Regions from separate parts of the Homo sapiens genome. Here regions 1, 2 and 3 are each linked to region 4. A link is a contact called in ENCODE Hi-C or POLR2A ChIA-PET data. All regions are on one chromosome and are shown on one strand. Each heading gives the region's core, a stretch centred on a gene start or an enhancer-like site at or near the end of the contact. The rest is flanking DNA. Distances are from core to core; before and after follow the strand shown. Region 1 holds the start of SMG7-AS1 (SMG7 antisense RNA 1). Region 2 holds the start of NCF2 (neutrophil cytosolic factor 2). Region 3 holds the start of TSEN15 (tRNA splicing endonuclease subunit 15). Region 4 holds the start of CBSLR (CBS mRNA stabilizing lncRNA).

Region 1 (2,758 bases), core at 125-2,624, 1.8 Mb after region 4:
CACACGACTCTCAGAATGGTATCTTCCGACTACACTGATTCTAACCCAGTTTCTTCTGAAAAACCCAACCTTGTCCACAGTGCCTCCCTCTTTCCTCACTTCCCCATCTATTCCCCTTCACGCCTCCCCACACCGCCAACTAACTACAGATGACATTATTCCTCAATACTCCCAACCCGAGAATGAAGAACAAGCTCCAGTTTCCTGCGGTCTCCCTCTCCCCCTGTCTGCCCTCCGCGGTTCCCCCGCCCCAACACCCCAGGTGTGCAGACTTCCTCCCCGTCCTCTACTCATGCATCGCTCCAACCAATCCCACGCCACACCACGAGTCCCCTGCCACGGGGATCAGACTCCTCCACACCCACCTCCACTCGGGGTCGCCGCCGCCTCCCCGGACGTTTCTCTCCACCCCTCGCTAGCAAACCCGAGACCAAGGGCGCGCGCGCACATTCTCACGCTTCCCCAACCTCCCTCCTCGCACCGGGACGAGCCGGCTTCGCCAGAGCTCAGCCCGGGCGGTAGGGGCTAGGCACCCATACCCGTTCCGCCCCCTCCCGCAGATCCCCTTGCAGTCTCCGCCGACCTGCCCGGCGAGGAGAGGACGCAGCAACTCCCCCGCCACCCCGGACTTACCTCGGTGTCTGTTGCTCCATGCCCCAACCTGCGGCCCGCTCCCCCTACGTACCAGCCCGGCCTCGGCACTCACCGGAGGTACTGCGCGCTCTGCAGGCTCATCCTCCGCCGCCGCCGCCGCGTCTTCCCGCGAAGCCTCCGTGGGTCTCTCAGGCTCCTCGGAGCGGCCCCGCGGCACCGCGGGTGCTGGCGGCCGCCGCCATCTTCCTCTCCTCCGGCTCCTCCTCGCTCGGCAGGGGGGTGGGGGTGAATGAGGCGAGGGGGAGGGAGTGGGGAAAGCTGCTCTCGCTGCTGCTCTGGCCCGTGGGGCGCAGGGACACTCCGACCCGGGGGGGAGGGGGAGGGAGGAGGGGCGGGGGAAAGAGGAGAAGCAGAGGAAGTCGGCGACCGGGCGAGGGAGGGGGTCCCTCTCGCGAGATTTCAGCAGCGCCTGTCCCTCAGTGATTTCCGCCTCTCTGTAGCGCTCCCTTTTGGGATCAACGAGCTGTGTGGCGCCTGTGCGGCTTCTGAGAGACCGGCTGGTGGCGCTTGGCGGCTTCCTGCCAATCCACCCTTCTCCTCCCGCGCAAGGGGGCAATCCCAATCCCACCACCGGGAACACCCAGGCCAAAAGAACGGGAGTTACACTCAAAGTCTTCCCCCTTCTTATCACTCCTGCCGATTTCCCTCTTCCTTTTTGCACGCCTCCACTCTTCCCCACCGGAAACGCCGCCCCTTCCTCCTACAGTTCCTCCCAGCAGTCCCTCAACGCCTGTCTTCCCTCGCGCGTAGAGAGTGACTCGAAGGACCCCCTCTCCTCTTCGCTGCAGCCCCTCCCCATGCACGCTGGGAGACTCTTGGAGGGGATAAGGTGGGGCCCGGAGAGGAAGAGAAGACAATCGGATTGGATAGGCAGCTGCCATGGCAACTGGAGGCTGTGGTTATATTGTCATAGTAACCGATGTGTGCGGACAGGGTCACCCTCCCCTTGGCCAATGGATTCCCAGGAAACCACCCAGGGTTCCCCGTTGGCTTCCCTTCCATCTAAAGGCCTCCCCCAAGTTAGGAATCGATATAGTTCTCCCCGGTGGTGAAGTCCACTTCCTCCTCCCTTCCCACTTCCCACAGCAACTGGGGGGACACCCCGAGGCATTCACCATGGGCTTTTCCACCCGCCTGCGAGCGGGAACCACCTCCGTAGTTTCCTCTCAGAGCCGGGCGTGGAGAGGGCTGGGCCTGCGAAGAGGATGCATGGCCTGGAGGCTGGCGGGCGGCGGGCTGGAGTCGGGAGGGCGAGGCGACAGCGCCAAGCGGCGAGGAAGGGCAAGGGGTTTCCCCACAACTGCCTTGGGCTCTGGGAGGCGGGATCCCGCCTGGACGGGGTCCCTGAGGGAGGAGAGCGGCACACGACAGCCGCGATGCCTTCCCTGCCGACGGGGATAGCCGACTTCTGGCGAGTCGACCCCTCCCCCAAATCCACCCCACCCGCGTACTCCCTCCTGACCTAGCTGTCGCGAGCCTGCCGCGAGGAGGCCAGGGTGAGGGTGGGAACACATCCTAGAAGGCTAACACGTGGTTTTCTATCATTTAAGCCGGGGACAAGCCGGAAGGCTGACTAGCGCCATCACTCTGATAGGCACCCCGCAGTGGGGATCCTGCTTGATTATTAAAGGCAGACCTCCAAGTTCCTCCCTGCTCTGCAACCTTTCTCTTCTCACGGGTCTGCAGTGTTTTAAAAGTCGTCATTCTGTGTCGTTGAGTTAGAGAGGAAAACATCGGATAAAAGAGGATCAAGAAGAACGAACCCTAGATACATCTGTCTGGTGAAAGGAGTCTAGGAAAAGAAGTTTCATTCTTAGAACAAATCTTTTTGGATATTTATTATGTGTGTTTTGTGTCAGGTTTCGGGCCAAAAAGCTGAAATAAAGAACGAAGTCAATAATAATATGAAGTGTATGAGAAATAGCTGGAAAATTCATCATCCATGACTTGAAGAAATTGACGTTTTACAAGTTATATTTTCGGTTCGTATTGTGGAGTCACTTAAGGAGCTATCCCAAAGTACTTTAGGATATGTAACTATATAAAACCTTCCAAGAATGCAGCCCTCATAGGATAGTTAAAATAAGGATTTTAATGGGCTATT
Region 2 (2,754 bases), core at 132-2,631, 1.7 Mb after region 4:
GCAGGAAATTGGTCCCCTCTGAACTTCATGAATGTTCATAAAAGTTATTTCGGCTGGGCACGGTGGCTCACTCCTGTAATCCCAGCACTTTGAGGGGAGGCCGAGGAGGCCGAATCACCTGAGGTCAGGAGTTCGAGACCATCAGCCTGGCCAACATGGTGAAACCCCATCTCTACTAAAAATACAAAAATTAGCAGGGCGTGGTGGCAGGCTTCTGTAATCCCAGCTACTCAGGAGGCTGAGGCAGGAGAATTGCTTGAACCCAGGAGGCAGAGGTTGCAATGAGCTGAGATCGTGTCACTGCATTCCAGCCTGGGCAACAAGAGTGAAACTCCGTCTCAAAAAAAAAAAAAAAAAAGTTATTTCAGGCCCAGATCAGATGGATCTCCAAAGATTATCCTGTCTCAAAAATTTGTTAATGATAATTTCAGCTCAAGATAAACACTAACATATTAATACAGCCTATGGGATTACAAAAAAGTGAGCAAGGAATTCATTCAAGACTGGAAAGAATTATCCTCTCATCTGACACTCCCATTTAACAAGGGTGTGGAAATCAAGGCCCAGTGACACAGGATTTTTTCTCCATCACTTTGTAAGCCAGGAACCTCTGGCTGGTGACACCCTGCCCAGGCCTCAGTGGGCCACACTACCTGCTGCAGGAGATGGCCTGCCCACTCGGCCTGGGTGGGGAGTTTTATTGAGTGATGAAAACAGCTTTCAGTGGAGAGGGGATGCAGGGGTGGTTCCCCTACCCAAAGGCAGGAAAGTCCCCCCAGTGCGGGTGAGTCTGGGGCTTTTATGGGCTCAGAATAGGGGAGGGGCAGGACATAGGTAGTACTGGAAAAGGCAACATTCAATTGGTTAAAAGGCATTAGTCAGAAATAATTAATTGGGAAAGAGCAGACAAACAGGAACAGAAGTTCTCACTCTAGGTCACGGGTTTCATTTGGGACCAGTAGCCTAGTCTTTCAGCCTTCAGGCTGTTTTTGGCTTGAAGGTGGGGTTTCACCAGGGACCTGCCCCTATCTGCCTAGGCATTTGGCTGCCTCCTGTCATTATCACCAGGGAGGTGCCTCTACCTGCCAAGGTTACCCTGGCTCTAGAAGCAGAACTTTGGCCAGAAGCTGCCACAGAACAGGGGTGGGAGAGAGAAGAGGAGCTGGGTGACAGAGCAGAAGCATTTTGGGGAACTGATCCTTCAGGCAGCAGCTGATGTACTTCCTCTCTCCTCCACACTCCACCCCTACTCGCCCTCTCTCTCTCTGCTTCTTTCCTTTTCTCTCTCATGGTAGGGTTATGAGTCAGTTGCCAAAAGGTGGGGACATTTCCTGATGCATTTGCAACACTGAGAAGTTATCTTAAGGGAGGCTGGGCCCCATTCTACTCATCTGGCCCAGAAAGTGAACACCTTGGGGGCCACTAAGGCAGCCCTGCTAGGGGAGACGCTCCAACCTGTCTTCTCTCTGTCTCCTGGCAGCTCTCTTGGCCTCCTAGTTTCTACCTAATCATGTCCCTGGTGGAGGCCATCAGCCTCTGGAATGAAGGGGTGCTGGCAGCGGACAAGAAGGACTGGAAGGGAGCCCTGGATGCCTTCAGTGCCGTCCAGGACCCCCACTCCCGGATTTGCTTCAACATTGGCTGCATGTACACTATCCTGAAGAACATGACTGAAGCAGAGAAGGTGAGTGGAGGTGCCTCTTTCCGGGCCTCCTCTGTGCATTTGTTATTATGATTCTCAACCCCATTGCATTTCGGAAACCTAACCTCTGGGGAGATTGAAAAGAACAAAAGTTGCCCAAGCTCCACCCCTAGACAGCCTGATTTAACTGGTCTGGGAGGGGCCCCAGGCAGCCAGTTTTAAAAGCTCTCCAGGTGGAGAGCAGGTGAGGGGCAGCCAGGGTTGCCTCTTTCTCCATCTTCTAAATTAAAATCATTCTACAAGTGTCTTTAACACCTTTGTGAAGGCTGTCCTAGTCGTACTTTCTTCTACACAGAACTCCTTCTGGGCACAGAATCTCTATCTATCCCAGCGCTTTACACCTGATTATTGATTCTAAGGCACCTCTTTTGGCTTTCCAAGACTTTCATGTGTGTCGACTTTGCCTGCTCAAGAGATTTAAGGGAGGCACTTACAAAAAATAGCTTTTATCCCAAGTGACAATTCTGATCAATTATAAAGGAGACTCTTTTAAAGATGCTGAGGCTGGCAAGAGGAAATTGTACTGTGATTGACTAGTGATGTCTGCTGGGGGCATGGTGTGGGATGTCTCGCATCTTTTTCGTTATGTTTTCTCACTCAAATACCATAGTATGGAGTTAAGCATTCTCGATAATTATTTTTTTGATTGGTTGTGGTAAGGTGGAAAGGGTATGGAGTTTGGAAGGAGAAGATCTAGGATCGAATCCTAGCCTCTGTCTCTCTCTGGACTTTTAGTCTTAAGCAAGCTATGTAGCCTATGTAGACATCTGGCTTTCAGCTTCCTGAGTTTCTAAATATCATGAAAATTAAGTGAGATGCCAAACTATTAATGTCTCGTGGAACTTCACACCACTGTATAAGAGTTAGTTATTATTTTTACCGATTACTGCCAGTCTTTGCAAGGTGTGGCAGTGGTTGACTCCCCAGGTCCCTTAAAGAATCAGTCCCTTCCACACTCCAACAGTAGGTAAACAAGCCTCAGCCACACCCTCCTGACAGGAAGACAGAGAAGTGACTGAAATGTTCTCACATAGCTTGACAAGTCAATCTCA
Region 3 (2,700 bases), core at 55-2,554, 1.3 Mb after region 4:
CTTTCTGTATGTTGAATGGCTTACAAATATTCATTAATTTAATCCTGTAACAACCGTATAAGTAAGTATGGACTATTAATATCCCCATTTTTCAGGTGAGGAAACTAAGGCATAATAAGATCAAGCAACTTGTCCCAAATCACAAGGTTGATAAGTGACAGAATCAGGATTTAAACTGAGTCTGATTTTGAGTTCATGCGCCTAACCAATATGCTGCCTCTCCATGCTATTGTTTCCCTAAAAGGGCACTAAATAATATTTCCATGCTATTGTTTCTTTTTCTCACCTTTTGGGAGGATGAAGGGGACAGAGTAGGAAGATAAAATTAAGCAAGAGAAGCTGAAAAAGGTTAACTCTTCAAACTTATACCTTCAAATTTTTTCTTGGCTGTTTTTAGATGATTATGAATTATTGCTCTCTAGCAGAAGAGTGCAATTCTGTTAAAGTACCGTAGAGACTAGTTTTTGAGATTCTTACAAAACCCACATCTCCATTCACTGTCTATTCACTGCTTGGAACCGTACTTGTACAAGGCAGTAATGTCTCAAGCAGAAGTAAGCAGAGGACTATCTTGATCTCGCCTGCTGCTAATCTAGAAAAATACACGCAAAATGTGAGTAGCTCTGCTTTGAGCAAGAACCTATTCAAACTTTCGAAGAAATCTGAAATATTAGGAATCTGCACCTTTTCAAAATAAAGATGCATTCTGGGCCCAAGGCTAAGTGTAAACGTGACTGTGCTTAAATCTTTATCACTATGGACCCCTAGATCTTATCCATCGCCCACAAATTGTCTTGCATGGTTACCGTGAGGATTAAATAAATTTATCCCCCAAAGGGGATTTACCTAGACAGCAAAACTAGTGGAGCGCTTATTAGGGATCTCCGGCTTGAGAGGGGCGGAGTTACTGTCTGGCTCTCAGTTCCAAAATGGCTTTGGCTGGGGGATTGAGATAGTGCAACTTGTTTAAACAAACAAAACCGATGCTGCCTGAGGCTGGCAGTTGTGCACACCGGTCCCCCTCGGTGAGGGTGGCGCGCGTCCTCAGTCTCCCACTGAGGAAGAAAGAAAGAGAGCTGCCTGGGAGTGTTCTGCCTGGGTTAGGGGCCTGGACGGCGCCCTGCTCCTCTCGCGCCTCCTGACCTTAGGGTGAGTGCCCATCCAGGCGTCCTCAGGGGCCCACGAAGGAGCTCCACCGCCGTCGCCAAAGCCGCGAACACCGCCCGGACCCAGGCCGCTGCAGCCGGGGGTCGGCTCGGAATCGCCGCGCTCCTCCATGCCGGCCGGTGCGGCGCTCCCGTGGTGCACCACGACCCGCGCCCGGCCAGAAGCAGCGGCGCGCGCGCCTGTGGGTTCCGCTTCCCCGAGGCTCGCAGCTGCAGTGCGAGAGGGCTCAGAAACTGGGAGGAAAGTTGCATCAGCCCCTCCTTCTGACCAAGGTAGCTAGAACCTGCGCGAACGCTCTCTAGTTTCGCTCTGCGTTTATTCAAATCTGAGCAAATTCTAACGTGAAAAATATTAAAGAGTAGCCTGCGCCCTGAAGCTCTTAATCCTCTTTAAGTCAGTGCTGCCGATAACTCTCTGAGAAAGTTGGGGGATACATACGTCCTCTTTGCCTTCAGCAGTGGGGTCCTGGTTTCTGATTGCTGGGGACGGGAAAGGCCTTACTCAGTGCCCTGACATAGAACTTTAAAGTAGAACCATACTTTCAGGGTGGACCCACGTTTCAGGATTAGAGGAAACACGAGTTGCTGAACGAGTGTTCAGAAAGGTAGGATACAAACTAGCATAAGCATGTGATCTGGAAGCCAAGGATGAGGAGTTTCAAACAGGCAGAGTAGCACATTTTAAGTATTTTTTAATTTACTGTGAGTGAAATGGGAAGCTATTGGAGGCTCCTGGACGTTTTCATAGGATCACTCTGACTGATATGTTGAGGATAGACTGGAGGGAGCAAGGACACAAACAGAGACTGGTTAGGAGGCTATCGCATTGACCAGGACAAGGGTGACTCAAAATCCAAAGTCCCAGGCAGGACATAACTTCTGTTTTCAACCATGATAGACTAAGACCCTAGTGGACCATCCCCCAGCAGAAAACAATTTGGACACAATGCAAAAAGCTGAATATACTGGAATGTGAATAGTGGACTGGTAGGAAGGGCAAGCTTGCTTGAAGATCAGGAACTACACTTGGACACAATACAAAAAGCTGAATATACTGGAATGTGAACAGCAGACTGGTAGGAAGGGCAAGCTTGCTTGAAGATCAAGAACTCCACAAGAAAATTCTCCTCTCTTTGGCATTTAGCTTGGGGCAAAGTGCAGTCCAGAAGTCAGGCTCAGCAGTACCAGGGATGCATGTATAAAACTTATCAGTTATTCTTGTCTGGGGAAGCAGAAAAGTGAAGACAGAAAATTTTGAATTCTGAAGAGATTAAGAAATCCCAAGGAAGGAGTCAGAGAGTGGATCCCCAAACTGTCAACCCACATCTCTGAGAGATCCTGAACCACCCAAAACAGAATCACAGCAGCTCAGTTAAAAACAAAAGATCTGAACTGAGACCAGAGCTGTCTCCAAAAGGGAGAGAGTTTTCAGTTAAAATCTAGCCGGGAAAATTACCTACTAATACAAAGGAAATAACACTCATCAGAGAAGAATAATAGAATCCAGACTCTCCACTTAACACTCACAAAGTCC
Region 4 (2,700 bases), core at 106-2,605:
CATTTGTAAGAAAAGTAAACATTGCTGTCAGTTATTATCAGCAAGACAAAACAAGAGCACAGTGTCAAATGTCAGTCTTTTTCTCCTTAAGAAAGATATAAAAAATCACTCGAATAGACATCTTAGTTCTTGTTTCCTCCTACAATTAATTGTCCGGGGGCGGGGGGACGGGGTGCGGGCGGGGCGAGGGAGACATACAAGAAATCTGTGAGAAAAAAAGGGGCGGGGGAATAAGTCTCCTTGCCTCAAGATTTTAGAAAAAAAGTTGTAAACCTATTGCAGATGAAGGCTCCCACAATTTATTTTTCCTGCTTCTATAAGCATAAATAGTTAATGATAAAAATGGTAAGAGGCATTGACAAAGAGCTCCTAGAATGTCTACAAATTAAGGTGAGTGATCAAACACAAGGTTAGGCCTAGACAGCTTAAGTGTCCTCCACAAATCAGGATAAGCGTTAACAGGACATTAACCTGGAAGCCTTTACCAAACTCTAATTTGGATATAATTTTACCTCACTAAATCCCTCACCTTCAATCAAAACTCCTTTCCCACGTGCCCTTCAGAGTCCACGAAGTTGCTGCCAGATCCCAGCTTAAATCACGTTTCGCTTTCACAGATCTCCCTCCCGGGCAAGGTGGTGGGGTGGATAATGAAGTTTGGCACCTGGTATAAAGGGCCCCAGTAGGTTAGGATAGGAACTACCACTTCTCAGGTGTGTTTTCTTTTTCCGGAAGAGGGCAAGACCAGTAGAGAACTGACTCAGCGTCTCCGACACGAGGAGAGCTGCACGCAGACAAAACAGACCCGGGGGGTGAAAAGTGGAAGTAAACTGGTGTTTGTGGCACCACTGATTTACACCTTCTCTGACTTCTCCAATATTTTTTTCCCCAAGTGACTCAATCTTCTCACCCAAACCAGGCCAAATGAGGGGTTAGTTGTTCGACTTCTTCTCAGAGTGCCTCTCTTCTTCCTCACACTCTCCACGCCTCCTCTCCGCACCCGCCACTTCCCCCCCGACCCTTAAGTTAAGGGCTCATGCCCAACTAGATCCTAATGTCCACGACGAGCAGCTCCAGTCTAGGGGGGGTTGCCTAGAAGTAGGTCTGACGCCGAGCAATCTAATCTCCCACGTCTGATCTCTCAGGCTATTGTGCCTCGAGGGGAAGTCAGAACAGGTGAGGGCGGCTTGAGGGAACCAGTTCCGGGACAGGCAACGCACAGGGCGGCGAAAGTGAGGGTGCGGGGCAAGGAACGGAGGGAGGGACAAAGGCGCGATAAGAGGAACGAGGGCGCCCCCCGAGCGCCGCCTATCTCCTCAGGATCACCTTGCGCTGACCTAGTTACACCGAGAAGGAAGGAACCCCAGTAGACCAGGGAGGAAGGCGGGGCGGGATGTGGGCGGGGCCGCGGGTGGGGCGGGGCTTAGAGTGGGATCTTTATGGAGCTCGCCTGTGATTTGCAGATGGATTCGAGACGGAAGCGGGCTGGGAGGCGTCGGCGGCGGCAGCGCACGTGGTGACGTGCGAGGGGGTGCGGCGCGAGCGGTCGGCGGCGGCGGAGGCAGTGTCTCCCGGTCGCGCGTGGAGGTCGGTCGCTCAGAGCTGCTGGGCGCAGTTTCTCCGCCTGCTGCTTCGGCGCGGCTGTATCGGCGAGCGAGCGAGTTCCCGCGAGTTCTCGGTGGCGCTCCCCCTTCCTTTCAGTCTCCACGGACTGGCCCCTCGTCCTTCTACTTGACCGCTCCCGTCTTCCGCCGCCTTCTGGCGCTTTCCGTTGGGCCGATTCCCGCCCGCTTCCTCCTGCTTCCCATCGAAGCTCTAGAAATGAATGTTTCCATCTCTTCAGAGATGAACCAGGTAATACGCGCTGGTTCTACGAACGACAGATGAGGGAGACGGCGCGGCTAGAATCCGAGAAGAAGGGATGGCGCCGGCGGATGGGAAGAGGGTGGGAGGCGCGGAAGCGGTGTCCTCATCAGGGGAGGCAGCCCCAAGCGGCCGCCGCCGCCCTCTGGGACGTGAAGCCCGCGCCGCGCTGGGCCCGCGCTCCAGCGCTGCCATGGTTGCCAAGTTGCGTTGGCGGCCGAGAGCGGGCGCCGGTCGCCTCGGAGAGCGCGGAGGCTGGAGCCCCTTTGCTACACTGGCGCGGGTGAGGCAGGCTGGGAGGAACAAGAGTTTTTTGTTCGAAGGGTTTTGGGGGGCCTGGGTTAGGGCGCCGCGGGCGGGGATGACCCGCCGGAAGGAGGGCGCGGGACTCCCCGTTCTTGCTGTCAGGAACGGACGCCTCGCCTCGGGTTTGCCTGGGGTTTGGGATTCTCTTCTGGAAGAGCTCTCGAGACTCGGCTCGTGTGGGCGGGCAGCCAGCCCCGGGCCTGGAGTAGGGTGGCACGGAGTCCCCGATCGCCGTGGGCCGCGGGGTCCTTTGTTCCCGCTCCACGTTGCCCGCTTTTCTTGCCAAGCGCGGGGAGAAGGGGGCGGGAGGAGGGAGGGAGCGGCTGCCCTGACGTGTCGGTACTGAGTGACTGCGGGGCTGGCCAATCCGGGGCGGGGGTGTGCGGGTGCTGGGGGCCTCGCCTCGCAGCCTGCGGAGTGGGCGCCGGCCTGGCTGCGCGAGGAGGAAGGCCTGGGACGCTCTTTCTTTTTTATGAAAGAAATCAGTGGCAAGATTTGCTCTTTTTCCGTCCCTCCACGCTTTTGGTTAAG

What was found. A loop is a pair of places that touch in the nucleus more often than their neighbours do. ChIA-PET counts read pairs that join two places held with the same protein, here RNA polymerase II (POLR2A). Pooled maps may share reads with other maps.
Region 1: a loop to region 4 is called in a map of CD8-positive, alpha-beta T cell, with 22 times the contacts of the local background. The contact joins the promoter of SMG7-AS1 here to the promoter of CBSLR in region 4. A Hi-C loop is called at or near these places in 5 of 168 maps with a recorded cell type or tissue (CD4-positive, alpha-beta memory T cell, CD8-positive, alpha-beta T cell, ascending aorta and 1 more), 5 of 37 single-sample maps with no recorded cell type and 16 of 50 pooled maps.
Region 2: a map of B cell shows a loop between it and region 4 (12-fold over the local background). The contact joins the promoter of NCF2 here to the promoter of CBSLR in region 4. A Hi-C loop is called at or near these places in 1 of 168 maps with a recorded cell type or tissue (B cell), 1 of 37 single-sample maps with no recorded cell type and 2 of 50 pooled maps.
Region 3: a map of OCI-LY7 shows a loop between it and region 4 (4-fold over the local background). The contact joins the promoter of TSEN15 here to the promoter of CBSLR in region 4. A Hi-C loop is called at or near these places in 3 of 168 maps with a recorded cell type or tissue (OCI-LY7 and naive thymus-derived CD4-positive, alpha-beta T cell), 4 of 37 single-sample maps with no recorded cell type and 12 of 50 pooled maps. POLR2A ChIA-PET finds 5 or more read pairs at or near these places in 2 of 52 experiments (activated B cell and activated naive CD4-positive, alpha-beta T cell).

What each region holds. Positions count from the first base shown.
Region 1 is chr1:183,470,598-183,473,355 of GRCh38, reverse strand. SMG7-AS1 (SMG7 antisense RNA 1) reads left to right here and starts at 1,374. Exons shown (of 5, transcript NR_040063.1): 1 at 1,374-2,636. SMG7 (SMG7 nonsense mediated mRNA decay factor) reads right to left here and starts at 857. Exons shown (of 23, transcript NM_001375584.1): 1 at 707-857. The coding sequence starts at 735. RefSeq lists a silencer at 870-1,019 and an enhancer at 1,175-1,806.
Region 2 is chr1:183,589,086-183,591,839 of GRCh38, reverse strand. NCF2 (neutrophil cytosolic factor 2) reads left to right here and starts at 1,381. Exons shown (of 15, transcript NM_000433.4): 1 at 1,381-1,684. The coding sequence starts at 1,511. RefSeq lists enhancers at 652-991, 1,102-1,361.
Region 3 is chr1:184,050,334-184,053,033 of GRCh38, reverse strand. TSEN15 (tRNA splicing endonuclease subunit 15) reads right to left here and starts at 1,304. Exons shown (of 5, transcript NM_052965.4): 1 at 1,144-1,304. The coding sequence starts at 1,278. RefSeq lists enhancers at 1,225-1,519, 1,398-1,527, 1,588-1,697, 1,450-2,385.
Region 4 is chr1:185,316,107-185,318,806 of GRCh38, reverse strand. CBSLR (CBS mRNA stabilizing lncRNA) reads right to left here and starts at 1,355. Exons shown (of 4, transcript XR_007066771.1): 1 at 530-1,355. IVNS1ABP (influenza virus NS1A binding protein) reads left to right here and starts at 1,564. Exons shown (of 15, transcript NM_006469.5): 1 at 1,564-1,854. RefSeq lists enhancers at 546-625, 876-975, 1,625-2,238 and silencers at 1,306-1,615, 2,076-2,135.